2 separate regions of the Homo sapiens genome follow, and region 1 is linked to region 2. Evidence: read pairs that join two places in POLR2A ChIA-PET (ENCODE). Cell type or tissue: GM12878. All regions are shown on one strand. Each heading gives the region's core, and the rest is flanking DNA. Links, peaks and the distances in the headings are about the cores only.

What was found. ChIA-PET counts read pairs that join two places held together with the same protein. Peaks named below come from ENCODE experiments on the same cell type or tissue, not always from the same donor. Only the 100,000 strongest peaks of a DNase experiment are listed, where the experiment ranks them.
Region 1: POLR2A ChIA-PET joins it to region 2 with 7 read pairs; 4 of 35 experiments call an interaction of 5 or more read pairs at or near these places.

The regions. Positions count from the first base shown.
Region 1 is chr1:51,445,575-51,448,399 of GRCh38, forward strand. EPS15 (epidermal growth factor receptor pathway substrate 15) reads right to left here. Exons shown (of 25, transcript NM_001981.3): 9 at 2,472-2,561; 10 at 1,386-1,531. Among named protein-coding and RNA genes, the nearest start is that of EPS15-AS1, 71 kb to the right of the region's middle. In GM12878, for the core only: no CTCF peak of the experiment used is centred there; no DNase peak of the experiment used is centred there; H3K27ac peaks cover 354 bases.
Region 2 is chr1:51,393,722-51,396,546 of GRCh38, forward strand. It overlaps EPS15 (epidermal growth factor receptor pathway substrate 15), which reads right to left. Exons shown (of 25, transcript NM_001981.3): 21 at 660-726. Among named protein-coding and RNA genes, the nearest start is that of TTC39A, 65 kb to the left of the region's middle. In GM12878, for the core only: no CTCF peak of the experiment used is centred there; no DNase peak of the experiment used is centred there.

The sequences.
Region 1 (2,825 bases), core at 115-2,614, 52 kb after region 2:
GGAAAGCTTTACACAATCACTTGAAGAGAAACTGCAAAGGTTTTACTCTACTTTCTTTTTCTGTAATTAAAAAAAAAAAAAGCTCAGCTTTCTGAAATCCTGATCTGTTTAATGCACTGAAGGCCAGTAGGGCCTGATGAAAAGACTACATAAGTAAAAAGACTACATGTCACATAGATCTTAAATTCCAGCTTTTCTACTTATTTCTTCTTATAACCTTGGCTAAGTTTTTTAACCTCTCCAAATCTTAGTTTCCTCATCTATAAAGTGGAGATGATAACACCCATCTTGCGAAATTACTATGAGAATTAAAGACAGGATATATAAAAAGCTTAGGCATAACATTAAGCCCGTGACAACTGCCATTTATTGAGTATAGTGCCTACCCTAGGCACTCAATAGTGGCAGCTACTACTAGTTATGCATATTTAATCTTTCCCAGTCTTGGGTTCTTGTTTCTTTTAAGGCAGATCTACTTACTGTCTGCCTCCCTTCTTTTCTAAGTTTCTCTTTACAACCATGTGGCCCCACTTGTGACGTTTCTGCCTCTTGAAAACCTGAAGATAACCTCTGGTATCGTTAGGTGGATTGGCGGCAGACAAACTATAAAGCATTTTCATATACATTATCTCATTTTCTGTGAAATTCATTAAAGACACTAGGGTTTGCCTTTTCAAGGACCAAGTATGTTATTCCTATGTGAAGGTATGAAAGTATACATATACACTATAAAATTATGCAGGTATGCCTTGAAGATACTGTTTTTTACATTGTTTAAATTTCAGATATCTGGATTCTCTCTGAAAATTTTAAGTTTAATTGATATAAACAGAAGCTGGATTTTAACATTCTAATAACAATTAACTGACACTGTCATTCTTTTTTTTTTTTTTTTTGAGATGGAGTTTCATTCTTGTTGCCCAGGCTGGAGTGCAATGGCGTGATCTCAGCTCACTGCAACCTCCACCTCCCAGGTTCAAGCAATTCTCCTGCCTCACCCTCCCGAGTAGCTGGAACTACAGGCGCACACCACCATGTCTGGCTAATTTTTTGTGTTTTTAGTAGAGACAGCTTTTCACCATGTTGGCCAAGCTGGTCTCAAACTCCCGACCTCAGGTGATCCACCCACCTCGGCCTCCCAAAGTGCTGGGATTACAGGCGTGAGCCACCATGCCCAGCGGATGCTGTCAATCTTATAAAGCTTCAGGTAACCCATTCTCAAGCTTTTGTCCATTAGCCAGAAGAATTCTTCAGATTCTGATTTTCTCTATAAAAAATTCTGAAACAAAAACTGTCCTATTTACAAATGACTAAAAATCAAAATGCAGAAACTGGAATTGATACAAAACCATATTTTTAAAAAATCAATTCAAATAAAGTCTTACCATATATGGGCTAGTAAGGTAGAAGGTAAACCTGTTTTCAAGAATATTTCACGGACCTCCAATCCAGACACAAATCCGTCCATATCTTTATCAGTTTTCAGGAAGATTTCATCATATTTAGCTTTTTCTGCAGGGGATACAACCCACTACAGGGAGGAAAAAAAACAGTATTTCTGCCAAAATGAAACAAACTTTGAAGTGTCACTCTTTCAATCCATTACAATATCCATCACAAATTCTGAACAATTCTACCCTACTAACTCAGAGCAACAATGTATCACTTCCATATGACATCTCAATCAAAATGCTGTGGGGAAGAGAAAATAACAGAAGAAAATACAGGTCAGTTAGGACTTATCCATAGGTGCACATTTTTACTTTTTTTTAAGAAATGAGTAAATTCAAACATAGTTAACTCTTGACTAATGCCCACATTAATATAGGTAACTGAAAGTCTGTATAAACAAAATACTCAGATAATTCTCAATCTTTATTTTTTATAGTTTGACCCAGCAGTGTTAACCATAGCCAAACTGGCTGATTTGCATATCCTGTCATTATCTTCCTTTACTCAATCTGACAAGAGGCAGGCTGGGGGCAGAAAAAAAAAAGCCTTGGACAACCCAGAATTCAATAATTTGATCCCAAAGAATCAAGAGTTAACTAGGTATTAAACAAAAATAAAAACAACTATTAATTATGCCAGGGCAAACATGCCATGTTAGCATGGAGCATCTTCCATTTCTAACTTTAATTCCAGGGAGATCAAAATAAAACCAATAAAACATCCATATGACCCAAGGCCTAATGTAGAAGGAATATCTGTCTTCTCTGGAGTATCACATTATGCAGGTTCAACGAGATGGTGCTCTAAAATTTTTATCCTTTTAATTGCTCTATCTTTGTCAAATAGTAAACTGTTAAATGCCATGTACTTTGTTAAAAAAAAATCCTTTAACACTGATAAATCTATACCTGTCTTAATGGTGCTTTGGTAGGTAAAATGCCTACAGATGGTAAGGAGTGGTAAGATTCCTTGGCTGATGCTGAAGAGGGGATCAACCGCACAGAGCCTGATATACTGACCGTTTTTCTCTTAGATGGTGGCACCAAGGCTGGAGGCAAGGACATTGGCACAGGTTCTTTCTCCAGTGCACAGTATACCAAAAACATGGCCTTCAAAATAAATGAACCAGGGTCATATATATTAAAAGCACTTAACATCCACCCACTGAATTGATTATTGTTCAATGATAAATCATCGTCAGGCTCTCAAATCCTTTTTTAAGAAATTGGGCTGGGAGGGAAAGAAGAGGAAAATGAGGGAGGGATGAAAGGAGGGAGAAAAAGAAAGAAATAAAAACTAAGAAATTTTTAGGAAGATATCCTTAGTAAAAATTTAGAGACGTACCCTTCAACTAAAGTTCTTGCAATGTCAAA
Region 2 (2,825 bases), core at 207-2,706:
TTTTAAATGAACAGTAGAAAAGAAGCAGAGTTACTTTGTTGAAAAAGCTTTTTGTCAGACCTAATATTGAATCTTGGCTTTACCTGGTTCAAATCTATTAAACTGTACGATCTTGATGAACACTGCTTAATATTCTGGTCCTCAGTTTATGTTTAAAATGAGATTACTATTTAAAAAGTTATTAAAAGAATAAATAAAAAATTTTATACCATAAATGAAGTATGAAGACTGGATGCTAAAATAACATTTAGCTTTTCTCTGTATTATTAACAGAACCCATTTGTATTTGTAAAGCAATTTTCATTTTCTACTGGAAGCCACTAATCTTTTAACTTAGACCAAGATCCGTAACAGTCAATGCTGACTTTGAAGCTGCCAAGCAACACAGCATTTTATAAAGCAAAACATTTTTATTGGTTTACTGATACTGGGTAGAGTTCATATTCTAGTGTAATATTCAACATGAATAATAAATGAAAGAATGAAAGATAAGTAGAAAGTGATATACAAATGCTTATTATTGGTAAATTACTATTGGATATAATTATGCAATAATTTTAAAGCTATAAATAACAGGACAAATATATTTAGAGACAAAGAAAAAAGAATCTTAAAAAAAATGTTTAATGTTCAATGAAGTTGATAAATTATTTATTTACCTGAATCGCTTGCTGCAACAACTGTTCCACCAGGAGCAAAAGGATCATTGTGCTTCAACGTTTCTACCTAAACAAAGCATACAAAACCATGAATGAGAGAGGCAACACTTCACAGCTGAAACCTCATCACCACTCCAAAGAATATATTCTTTACAAATTCTTAATTAATTAAGGAATATAGACATTAGGAACAAATGTTTCCCCATAGTGATCTGCAATCTTACTAACTGGAAATAATACATATTATTTTCTAATCTTAACTGTGAAATATAACATCTATTCAGAAAAGTACATGAAACAGATCTATGGTTTAACAAGTAAGTATCAAGTGAACACTTGTGTAGTCATCTCCCAGGAAACTGCCAATACCTCAGAAGTCTTCATGTGTCCCTCTATAATCACAATCCTGACTTTGGTGATATTCGTTTATTTTTTTCTTCATAATCTTGCTAGTTGTATAGATGTACACTGTTTTAACTTTTTACTTATTTTTTAGAGACAGGGTCTTGCTCTGTCACCCCAGCTGGAATGCAGTGGTGTGATCACAGCTTACTGTAACCTCAAACTCCTGGGCTCAAGTGATCCTCCTGCCTCTCTCCTGCCTTAGCCTCCTGAATAGCTGGGACCGCAGGTGTATGCCACCATACCTGGGTAATTTTTGTTATTATTTGTATAGATAGGGTCTTGCTATGTTTTCCTCAAATCCTGGCCTCAAGAAATCCTCCCACCTTGGCCTCTGAAAGCACTGGGATTTTAGGTGGCAGCCACCACTAACCTTTTATCTTGGAATAATTTACATTTACATAAGAGTTGTAAAGATAGTACAGAGTTCCCATGCACTTTTCACCCAGTTTCCCCTAATGTTAATATCTCACATAATTATAGTACATCTATTAAAACTAAGAACACTGGTACAAAACTATAAACCATAGATTTTATTAGATTTCACCAGTTTTTCCATTAATGTCCTTTTTCGATTCCAGAATATCATTTTACGTTTAGAATGCACACACTATTTTAATTCTCAAATATCCTAGTACTTAATATCATAAAATGTTACATTTCTATTTTCTAATTGTTATCTAAAAATCATTCTGCATTCTGACCCTCAGAGAGAAAACACATATACACACATACACACATACACACACACACACACATATACACAAAGATAGCTTTTTGCTAAGATCCTGCTTTCAACAATAAGCTATGTAAAAGTCTGGGATCAAGAGCAACTGATCTTGCTAAAGGTGAGGATGTTACCAGATGCCAGCGATTCTGGCTTTTAACTGTCTTCCTACTTTATACTTTAGTTTTTAATCATAGTCAAACAAATTGTATATCTAGGAAGATAACTGAGTTTCCTCTTTCTGGCACCAGGCTCTTTTTAAGGGGCTAGATGAAAGACTTGGCAAACAGGTAAAAAGAGTGTGAAAAGAGTTTCTGAACATTTATATGCAACTCTGATGCATGATTATCAATGTCATTTGTATTACAGACTCTATTTCCAATTATCAAGAAGTTGGATATTACAAATAAATGTCAAATAATACTGCCAGAGCTAATGTATAAATCTCCAAGTTAAAAAAATTAATTGTAGAGAAAGGTAATGTTAACTGGGACTAACCTTCTCTCTTTATAAAAGAGAGTCCATTAAAACTACTAGCAGAAAGAATTAATACTAATGAAGTTTTTAGAAATGAAAACTATGAATGATAAAAAGTAATGATAGTATTAACTGAGGCCAATTATACTATTATACAACTAGCACACTAACTTAGATATCTGCAGAATAAACAGCAATTAAAGAAAAACTTAAACTGGTCTATATAGCGAGATAACTTTCCATGTTTCCTAATATGATAGTCATAACTCCAGTGTAAGAGAAGGTCACTGACATAACAAGTCACCAAGTACAGGCTGAGCATCCTTATCTGAAATGCTTGGGACAAAAAGTATTTTGGATGTTGGGTTTTTTTTCAGATTTTGGAATATTTGTGTTATACTTACCAAGTGAACATCCATAATCTGAAAACGTGAAATGCTCCAAAGTCTGAAACCTTTTGAGTGCTGACATGATACTCAGGAAATGCTCACTGGCACATTTCGGATTTGGGGTGCTCAACCTGTATTATTACTTCTTCTCTTTGAGAGAAGAAAAAACTA